3 separate regions of the Homo sapiens genome follow, and regions 1 and 2 are each linked to region 3. The links are chromatin contacts, found by Hi-C or POLR2A ChIA-PET in ENCODE. All regions are on one chromosome and are shown on one strand. The core of a region is the stretch at or near the end of the contact, and the rest is flanking DNA. Distances in the headings are between cores, read along the strand shown.

The links. A loop is a pair of places that touch in the nucleus more often than their neighbours do. ChIA-PET counts read pairs that join two places held with the same protein, here RNA polymerase II (POLR2A). Pooled maps may share reads with other maps.
Region 1: a loop to region 3 is called in a pooled map, with 4 times the contacts of the local background. The contact joins the promoter of SPINDOC here to the promoter of CCDC88B in region 3. A Hi-C loop is called at or near these places in 2 of 50 pooled maps. POLR2A ChIA-PET finds 5 or more read pairs at or near these places in 2 of 52 experiments (GM12878 and activated CD8-positive, alpha-beta memory T cell).
Region 2: a map with no recorded cell type shows a loop between it and region 3 (6-fold over the local background). The contact joins the promoter of ATG2A here to the promoter of CCDC88B in region 3. A Hi-C loop is called at or near these places in 1 of 37 single-sample maps with no recorded cell type and 4 of 50 pooled maps. POLR2A ChIA-PET finds 5 or more read pairs at or near these places in 1 of 52 experiments (Caco-2).

What each region holds. Positions count from the first base shown.
Region 1 is chr11:63,811,462-63,814,790 of GRCh38, reverse strand. SPINDOC (spindlin interactor and repressor of chromatin binding) reads right to left here and starts at 1,335. Exons shown (of 6, transcript NM_138471.3): 1 at 978-1,335. The coding sequence starts at 1,104. RefSeq lists silencers at 1,230-1,699, 2,960-3,254.
Region 2 is chr11:64,915,753-64,919,079 of GRCh38, reverse strand. It overlaps ATG2A (autophagy related 2A), which reads left to right and starts at 1,871. Exons shown (of 41, transcript NM_015104.3): 1 at 1,871-2,115. The coding sequence starts at 1,945. It also overlaps a transcript of PPP2R5B not described here. RefSeq lists an enhancer at 1,470-1,599 and a silencer at 1,650-1,959.
Region 3 is chr11:64,338,494-64,341,884 of GRCh38, reverse strand. It overlaps CCDC88B (coiled-coil domain containing 88B), which reads right to left and starts at 1,681. Exons shown (of 27, transcript NM_032251.6): 1 at 1,559-1,681; 2 at 1,133-1,278; 3 at 867-978; 4 at 707-776; 5 at 557-615; 6 at 381-464; 7 at 143-286. The coding sequence starts at 1,618. LOC102723878 (a long non-coding RNA gene) reads left to right here and starts at 1,093. Exons shown (of 4, transcript NR_188518.1): 1 at 1,093-1,344; 2 at 1,807-1,985. It overlaps MIR7155 (microRNA 7155), which reads left to right; the gene lies at 1-36. RefSeq lists silencers at 993-1,042, 1,063-1,142.

The sequences.
Region 1 (3,329 bases), core at 86-2,585, 530 kb after region 3:
AAATGCTCCGAGAAGGGAGGTGACCTTTATTTCCCTCATGAATTTTATAACCCTTCCAGTTCCAAAAAGGATGACAGGCAGTGCAGGCAGACATCATTCTGTTCGGCTGAAGTTCAATGAATGGCATTGCTGCTCTCAACCTCTTTTGGGTACTATCCCGCCTAAGAAAAGCGGGGTGGGAGAATGGAAATATATTTGCATTTTCATGCATATTAAGTCTCCCACAAAGATGGCTCTTTGTTTTCTTACGGTTTGCAAGCTCCTGAGGACTAGAAATCGGTGAAGGGGGAGGGGAGAGCGAGTGTTCTGAGATTGTTCCTCCCATCCCCTCCCAAAGCTAATCTCGTTCTAGCACTGCACTGCTTTTCCAAACTAGCTGTTGTATGCAGTCCCATTCATCCCTTCTCTCCAGAACTTGACACCTGTGGCTCCTGCAAGTGGAAGGCCCGGGAATGGGAATGAAGCGGGGTGGTGGGCAGGGAAGCGTTATGCTCGGAGAGCCCTTAAAATTCTCCTGGAGGTCGGCAGCGGCGCCCGCCTGTAGCCTCCGGCCTAGAGGCTTCGCCGCCCCTCGGACTAGAACACAGCCCGGCCGTTGTGCTTGCCTCCCCTTCCCAGGCTGTGAGACGGCGGCCGCAACCACCCAGCGCCTCTGGGGATCCGGCCTCTGGTGCTGGGCCCGGGAGAGGGGGCGCTTGGGCACCGGAAGATCCGGAGCGTGCGGGGCGTGGATCGAAGTCTCCAGACCCTGGGCGGGGGAAAGGGGAAGGGAGGGGGAAATCGAGGAGGCCTGAGCTTCTAAACCATGGTGGGGGAGGTGCAAGAGCGCGCCCTGGACCCAGATCCGAGAGGGAAACCTGGGCCCCAAGGCTGAAGGGGGTGAGAAGGTGCCCGGGTCCCGGACCCCGACTGGGGAGGGACGGCCCCAGCCCCGGCCCCGCACCGTGACGCGGAAGTGGAATCCCCTCCATCCTCACCTCTGAGCATCGGCTCGGGCCGCGGAATTACGGCCACCACCATGGCCTCCTCCTCGTCCTCCCCTTCCTCGCATTTCAGCGTCACCTCGAAGCAGTCGAGTGCGGCGCCCTCGGCCTTTAGGGCCATGGTGCGGCCGTGGGCGATAGCAGTGGCCGGAGGACTGGCGCGCAGGCTTCGGCGCGCAGCCGGCAACCGCCTCCCGCCTCCTGGCCGGAATAGCGCCGGGCCCGCCGCCCGCCCCGCGCAGCCCCCTCCCCGCCGCCCGCCCGCCGCTCGCCGGCCGGGCCTGCGACCGGCGCGTCCGGGCCTCCCCGAGACCTCGGCGCGTCGGGAGCCCGGGCGGGGAGGGCTCAATCCGGGGCCCCTGCCCCCCGCCGCTCCCTTTTATGGAGGCTCATTGTCGGCGCCCGCCCGGCCGGCCAGCCGCGGACCCGCCCCCGATGCCGCGCGGCCAATCGCGCGTGGCCCCGCCCCGGGCACGCGGCCCCGTTAGAAACCCTGGACCCGGGAGGCGGCGGGAAGGGCCGAGGGGACCCGGGGCCACCCGGTGCGCAGAGGCAGAGGGGCCCCCAAAACCCGCAACGCGGGCCCCTCAGTCTGCGGGCCAAGCCCGGGGTTTCCCTCCATTAAGAAGTCAGTTGGGCGTTTCTGCTGGCGTGGAGAGCGCTACCAGGTGCCCCCGGATTTTGATCGGGAGTCGCTTTTGCCTTTCCGTGGACAAGCCTTCCTCCGCCAGCAGATGCCCCGGGCAGGAAGAGAAGCGGTGGGTGAGTGGAAAGGGCCTTGGTATGGAAACGCAGAGACCGAATTCCTTCTCATCTGCCAGCTCCGTGGCCGTGGGCACATTATCTGTTTTCTTAGTCCGGCTCATCGTTTCTTTCAAAAACCATTTTGGACCCTTCTGGGAAGGCAAAGAAGAGAAGCAGAGTGGACTGTGAGCGGACATAAACCACCCTGATGGGTATGATTTCCATTTTTGGCACGGGAGTCCGGAGATTTTGTGACCCTCTCCAAGGACACACAGCAATCCCTTGAGAGCCCCAAGACCAGAGTCCAGTTGCCATGACATTGCTGCCCTATAACCACACTCTGGGTGAGCTTTTACTTCTGTGACATGGAATGTGCATCTCCCTCTTCTATAGCAACCCTCATGAGATTTCAGCTCAGAAAATGCAAAATGTCTGACACTGAAAATCCATCTTCGAATGTCGTTATATCAGACCAGACACAGTAGTATTCAGAATCGCGTAGTAGGATGGGGGTGTGAGAAGAGGTGTGAACTAGTCTATATGGATTGCAGTCAATTTTTTAATTTTTTTTTTTTTGAGACAGAGTCTCGCTCTGTCACCAGGCTGGAGTGCAGTGGCGCTATCTCGGCTCACCACAACCTCCGCCTCCCAGGTTCAAGCTATTCTCCCGCCTCAGCCTCCTGGGTAGCTGGGACTACAGGCACGTGCCACCATGCCCGGCTAATTTTTGTATTTTTAGTAGAGACGGGGTTTCAGCATGTTGGCCAGGATGGTCTTGATCTCTTGACCTCATCATCCGTCTGCCTCGGCCTCCCAAAGTGGGATTACAGGCGTGAGCCACCGCGCCTGGCCTTGCAGTCTATTTTTAAGGGAATTATTTTGTTATGTGCAAGTGTATCTGATATTTTAAAGGTTTTACAACAAAGGTATTACCAAGCCTGTTTAACTATTTCTGCTGAATGGTCATTCTCTACCATTTGCTACAGATCCCTTCCGTGCCCCTCTGCTCTGCTCTGTATTGCAGTGGGCTGAGTCTTGCGGGGGGCAGTTTCTCAGGCTCCCAGAGCATCTGGCTTCAGGCCTCGGTTTAGCCAATGGGAGGCAGTGGCAGGAGAAGAGAAGGCAGGAGGAAAGAAAGAGCCATGGTATTTCTTCTCTTTCTCTCTCTTGCTCAGGCTCAGGTGACATCTCCAGCAGCAGATGAGGCCTCTCTGTGGCTCCAGCTCATGGATAGGTAGCTGTGGTCCCAACATCTGTAGGATGATCCATGCCCCTGGGCTCTACTCAGTCCACCTCCTCTTTTTGTCCCTGCAGGTTAGGAGTTGTAGGCAGCTTCTTGCTTTTGCCAGTCTCTGTACTGCCTCTCTCTGTCCCCTGCTGGGCTTTCCAGACCTCCCTGTTAACCCCTGTTAATCGTGTCACCAAAACCCTGCATTACATTCTCTCTGTTTTCAATACTTAAAGTGGTTCCCTCCTGGCGGGGCGCAGTGGCTCCCAACTGTAATCCCAGCAGTTTGGGAGGCCAAGGCAGGTGGATCACTTGAGGTCAGGAGTTCGAGACCAGCCTGGCCAACATGGTGAAACCCTGTCTCTACCATAAGA
Region 2 (3,327 bases), core at 622-3,121, 580 kb before region 3:
CATGAGCCACCGTGCCTGGCCCATAAGCACTTTCTGAATGGCTGTCCTATCAGCCTGCCTCCCTGAATGGAGCCTGCTCCTTCCAGGTAATGAACTATCTCCACTTACTAACCCAACCCCAGTTACATAGGATAAAACTGAGGGTCACAAGAGGAGAAGAAACCACCCATGGGTGGGACTGGAATACAGGTCCCTGCCCGGTGGGCCAGGGCGGTTGCCCTTGCTTCAGGCTGAGTTTTGGCATTAGAATGTAAGAGTCCAGCTCCCAAGTAAGATTAAAATAGAAACACAGGCTAGGTGGGGTAGCTCACACCTGTAATCCCAGCTACTCAGGAATTCCTTGAACCCAGGAGCCAGAGGTTGCGTGAGAGGAGACTGCACCACTGCACTCCAGCCTGGGCAACAGAGCAAGACTCTGTCTCAAAAAAAATAAATAAAATAGAAACATAGGCCGGGCACGGTGGCTCGTGCCTGTAATCCCAACACTTTGGGAGGCCAAGGCAGGCTGATCACCTAAGGTCAGGAGTTCGAGACCAGCCTGCCCAACACGGTAATTAGCTGGGTGCGGTGGTGCATGCCTGTAATCCCAGCTACTCTGGGAGGCCAAGGCAGCAGAATCATTTGAACCCAGGAGGCAGAGGTTGCAGTGAGCCAAGATTGTGCCACTGCACTCCAGCCTAGGTGACAGAGAGAGTCTGTCTCAAAAAGAAAAGAAAAGAAACATAATTACCTATGGCTGTTCCTGAAGTCGCCCATGATGTAAGAGGTTTTGTGTGGCTGCCCCCTACAGAGCAGCGGTTGGCAAACTTTTTCTGTGAAGGGCCAGAAAATAAATATTTTAGGCTTTGCAGGCCTCTGTCTCAAGTACTGAATTCTGCTCTTGTAGCAAGAAAGCAGCCCGGGGCAGAACTTAAGCAAATGAGCAAGACTGTGTGACACTAAAACGTTATGTATAAACACTGGAATGTGAATTTCATATGATTTTTCACATGCCATGAAAAGTTCATTCTTCTTTTGATTTTTCCCCTAACCATTTAAAAGACATAAAAACCATACTTAGCTCAAAGGCCGTACAAAAACAATGCCCCCCTGCTTAAAGGAGGCAGAATCCATTCTTTGATTTTAGGACTAGAGATATGAAAAGCTATTATTATTTCAGAGAGGTGCCTAAGGCCTGACCGACGGCAGAGAGAAGGGAGGGTCAGTTAATCTCCCTCTGAGCATTCCGGGGTGAGGAGGGGAAAAAAGACCTTCCTTGGTGATGGATTCAGAGCCCTTATTTATTTTTGTTTGTTTTTGAGGCAGGGTCTTTCTCGTATCTTAATCTGTTTTCTTACCTGTAAAGCGGTGGCAATAATCCCTACCTTGAGCGATTATTAAGAGGGCTCAATGAGATAAAGGATGGTAAAAGATTTTGCAAAATGCGAATGTTTACTCACTTAATTGTTTCCACAGATGCGCGCTTAAGATCGCGCACTGAGTTTACTCCTCTGGGGAAGGCTTCTACGAAGTTTGATGGGACACTGTCCCTTTAAATCCTCCCCAACCACTTAAAGTGGTTGGACGAATCAGCACATGCGCATTCCTTTGAGGGGCCGGCACCTGGAGCAACAGCCTTCCCAGAGCCTGTAGAGGGGAGGTTAAAGGTCCTCCCACACAGTACTTTACGCAAGCGTAAATCATGATTGAGAGCCCTATATCATGCAGAGAGCCCAGTCCCTTTTTCGCGCCCGAAGGCTCCGCCCCGCGCAGCCAATCAGTAGGCCTCGCCCTTTGCAATAGCCAATGACAGTGAGCGTAGGGGGCGTGGCTGGGCGTCCGGAGGCGCGGCCTGGCGCCTAGAGAAGCGGCGGGGCGAGCCGGGGGCTCTAGTGAACAGCGGAGCCGGACGGGGATCGCCGGCGGGCGGCAAGCGGAGGCGGCCCAGGCCCGGCGGTCTCCGAGATGTCACGATGGCTGTGGCCATGGTCAAACTGTGTGAAAGAGCGGGTCTGCCGCTACTTGCTGCACCACTACTTAGGTCACTTCTTCCAAGAGCACCTCAGCCTGGACCAGCTCAGCCTCGATCTGTACAAGGGCAGCGTTGCCCTGCGAGACATCCACCTGGAAATCTGGGTGAGGAGCCAGGCCCGAGTCCAGGAAGGTGCGGAGGGTGGGAGCGCAGCGACCTGAGGCTCCCTGCGGCAGGATCGGGCTGGGGGATCAGGCACCGGGCGTAGAGAGGCCAGGGGAATCTTGCCCTCTCCAGGCGTCAGAGGCACCCCGGCTGGCCTCTTCAGTTCCTTACCAGAGCCAGAAACTGAGCGGGAAGGGGTTTCTGTCTCCACGGGAGGAGAAACTGAGGCTGGAGAGGGCAAGATCACCTGTCTGGAGAATGCAAGACAAACTCGTCGAGTTTGGGGGCTGAGTTAAGGAGGTTGGCTCTCGGGCTGAGGAGGGGCTGGGGAGGGAGCGTAGGAACTGAGCTGGGCCAGGGCAGTGACAGACTTGGGCCTGCGCAGCTGGTGGGGGAAGCTGGTAGGGGTCCGGAGCCCTGGCGAGGACACCTGTGGATCATGTGCCCTGACCTCTTGACCCCACGGTCCTGAGCCCGTAGGTGGGATCAACAAACCACCGGATGTGTATGTCAACAACCGCGTCAGTACGTCAGTACCAGTGTTGATCAACACCTCGTGTGCCTGGGTCGCTGCCTACTTCCTGCTTTTGGGAGAGTGGGATGGGCCAAGTGGGTGTCTAGGGAGGGACTGGATGGCCCCCACCTACATCTCCCACCGACCCCCCCGGCTCAGTGTCCCTGCCTGGAGGGAGGCCCTGGAGGAAAGGTGGGGAGATCTGGCTTCAAGCCGGGAGGAGGCCAAGGGAGATGCTAGGGAGGCCAAGAGGTGTAAGGTCAGAGGCTTGAGGCTGGGAACGGTGAGGAGCCCTGACTCACAGCTCAGCTGACCTGGGGAGCTTTGAAGGAGCCACCAATTAGAGGCGCGTCCTGGTCGATCCACCAGGTCCAGAGCAGCAGGGGTGGGCATGGAGGCAGGGACTTCTCAGTTTTGTGGCTGGACTCAGGGGGCTGCTAATCTGGGCAGAAGAGCTAGGCTTTGGGGGTAGGCCAGGCCCTGGTGAGCAAATGTGGGGTAGGATAATCGTGGGCCCTGAACTGGGGGCACCCCCCAGTGGCCTGCTGTCTGTGAATTCTGGTGTAGGAAGCCCTCTCTGACCTCTAACCTTAGCCTCAGCCTCTAAGGCCGTCTCTAGGCTGCCCCTTTTTTATTTTTATAGAGACAGGATTTCGCTATGTTGCCCAGGCTAGCCTTGAACCCCTGAAGGGATCCT
Region 3 (3,391 bases), core at 432-2,931:
GGTTGTGACATCACTGATGGCCCAAGACCTCAGACCACAACCCCATGCCTGGGCCCCAAACTTCCATCTCCCTTGCACAACCGGCTCCCTGATGGTCCTCCAGTTCCCCAACCTGAGTCCACGATGCCCCTGCTGCCCCTACCTGGGCCCCCAGGTCACGCTCCCGTGCCAGCTTCGACAGTGTCCCCATCAGGCTCCGGGACAGCATCTCCAGCTCGGCAGGTGCCAGCTCCCCAGGATCTGGCCCAGACAGTGCCAGCACCACGCCGGCCCCCGGCTGGGTCACCTGGGGCGCAGGAAGAGCAGTTCAGTGGAAGCCGCGGTGTGGCAAGGGCGTCCCAGGTGCCATACCAGTCTGGGCTGCCGAACCGTCTCAGTACCTCCTGGATGGCAGCGGCCAGCTCGCTCTGGACCTCGAGACTGAGGCCCTGGATGTGGCGGATGAAGAGTTCCCGGTGCTCACACTGAGGGGAGACAGGAAGGGGAGCTGGTGCAGGATCTCCCTCCTCTACCGCCAAAGCTCGACCCTAACCTTTCCTTCCCACCGCCGGCTCACCTGTACTGACGCTCCCAACAGTAGCCGAAGAACGCCTTCCAGCTGCTCCACCGCTTCTTCTGCAAGGCACATGCCACAAGGGGTTAACTGGGGCGGGGAAGGTAGAGTAGTGCGGGGGCAGAGGCAGGAGGGTGTGGGTGGGGAGAGCACCTGAGAGAGGGTCAAATCCCAATGTCTGGAGGTCTGGGGGTGGCGACAGGATCAGCAGCTGCAGCTCCTCCTGGAGGCAGAGAGGCAGACTATATGAGGCGCCTTCCCGAAGGGGCTCCTCTTCCCCTCCTGTCTCCGCCTTTCCCTCGAGACCCCTTACCTGGTAGAAGTCCCTCAGTCGGCCCCACAGGTGGTTCAGGTTCCACACTCGCCAGGCAGCAGGTCCGTCAAGGCCTCTGAGCATCCGAGGTCCCCCTCGGGAGCTGGGGGCACTATGAGCCGGAGGTGGGCTCGAGGACCCGCCTCCCGTCAACAGGCCTCGCCCACCGTCCCTCAGGCCCCGCCCACTGAGCATCAGGCTCCGCCCACCCGCTTCCCCTCCTCTCAGATCCTTCCCCGCCACCGCCCCGGCCCGATGCCCCTTACATGATGCCCAGCACCCGGAGGAGCAGGGCCCCATCGCTGAGGCGCAGGAATCTCTTCTCCAACCAAAGGGGCGGCTCTTCCTCCTCTTCCTCTTCTTCCCCCTCCGAGTCCTCCGCCTCCCCGACCAGCCCGGCCAGTCCCAGCGCCTGTGAGGAGCCCAGAGGGGTCAGCCGACCAGCAGAGTGAACCCTGAGCCCCTCCGACCTGCCCCAGTGAGCCCAAGCACCCCTTCTCACCCGTCCTCTGAGTGCCTCTGTCCCCTCTTCCCTCACCACAGCCCCCCACACCATATCTCCATCCCCCACATTTGAACCCAGCCCTCCCCTCCGGCCTGGTTCTGCCTCACCCTCCCCCGGCCAGCGCCAACACCAGCCCCTGGCTGGGGCTCACTTCCCCTCCCCAACCCGCTGCCACCTGCCCCCTCACCCAGGTAGCCAGACTCCCACTCAGGAAGTCTCTGAGCCTGGGCCCCTTGCCCCCCTCCATGCCCGGGTCGGGGTGCCCGTCTCACTGTGGCAGCTGCACCTGCCCTGAGAGGAAGAGGAAGTCCCCGAGTGGGGGATCCCGGGGCCAGCCACAGACACCCTGTGCAGCTTCCTCCTTCCGGGTGCAGGCGGGCCTGGGCAGTCTGAGTCCTACCTCAGCCCCCACCTCACCTCCCTGCATCCTCCTAGCATCTCTGCAGGGCTAGCCCAGAGGTTGGCGGCGGAAGGCCCACAGCTCCCCTGGCTCCATGGGCAATGACCGAACAGCCCTTCACCTCTCTGGGCCTTGTTTTCTCAAACTGAAACTGGAGAGGATGACCCCAGCCTGGGACCTTCGAGGGCCTCAAAAGGGCTCTGGGCCTTGCGTGGTGAGTTTGGTCACCCACACACCCATCTTCCCAAATGCCAGGCTTCACTCACTACAGCGTTCTTTCTTTTCCCTTCAGTATTTCTCAAAGTTACCCAAACCACATCCCCTGGGAAGCCTGGTTCAGATGCTCCTCCAAGAAGCCTCCCTTGAACCCCAGATAGAAGGGAGCATCATTCCTGTGACCTCACCCCACCCCATCCTCTATACACTCGAGACTGTTGTAGCCATACTAGGTGCTATGAAGGGGAGGGGATTTGACCTCGGCAGGATGATCAGGGAAGGCATCCTGGAGTACGCATGAGATCAGGGATGGCTGGGTTAACAGGGCAAAGTGGAAAGGAAGGGAGGGTATTCCAGGCAGCAGGAACAGAATGTGCAACTGCTCTGAGGCAGCTGGAAGCATGGTCAGCAAAAAGATTGGAAATTATGCATGTTTTATCTATTCCAAGATGCTTAATGTTCACGTTTCACTTTTTGTTTTGTTTTGTTTTTAAGAGACAGAGTCTGAATCTGTGACCTAGTCTGGAGTGCAGTTGCAAGATCACAACTCGCTGCAACTTCAACCTCCTGGGCTTAAGCAATTCTCCTACTTCAGCCTTCTGAGTAACTGGGACTACGGGTGTGTGCCACCACACCTGGCTAATTATTTTGCTTGTTTTTTGTACAGACAGAGTCTTGCTGTGTTGCCCGGGCTGGTCTCGAACTCCTGGGCTCAAGTGATCCTCCCGCCTTGGCCTCCTGAAGGGCTGAGATGACGGCATGAGCTGCCTCACGCAGCCCCCATTCTACACCTCTGAAGTGAGTTTACATGGTACAGTTGCTGTCTGGCTAGCTGCCGTCCCAACATCACTGTCAGGACCCACACCTGAAAAGCACCAGCATCAAATCCTTCAGAAGAGTGTCAGCAGCTTGGAAGAAATCCTAGAGGCAAGCAGAACCCTTTTTAGCCCTGGGACTCAAATGGTGGGAAACCCCAGGGGAAGGGAACCAGGCTTGTCAGTGACACTCCCTTTTTTTTTTTTTTTTTTTTTTTGGTGAGACGGAGTCTCGCTGTGTCTGTCGCCTAGGCTGGAGTGTAATGGTGCAATTTCGGGTCACTGCAACCTCCGTCTCCCGGGTTCAAGCAATTCTCCTGCCTCAGCCACCTGAGTAGCTGGGATTATAGGCACCTGCCACCACGCCCAGATGCTTTTTTGTGTTTTTAGTAGAGACAGGGTTTCACCATGTTGGCCAGGCTGGTCTCGAACTCCTGACCTCAGGCAATCCACCCACCTCGGCCTCTGAAAGTGCTGGGATTACAGGTGTGAGCCACCACGCCCGGCCTGTCAGTGACACTCCTAGAGCAGAGTGAAAACTCGGCTCCACTTCATCTGCACAATTGTAAAGCTGGCTTAAGAGCGCCTG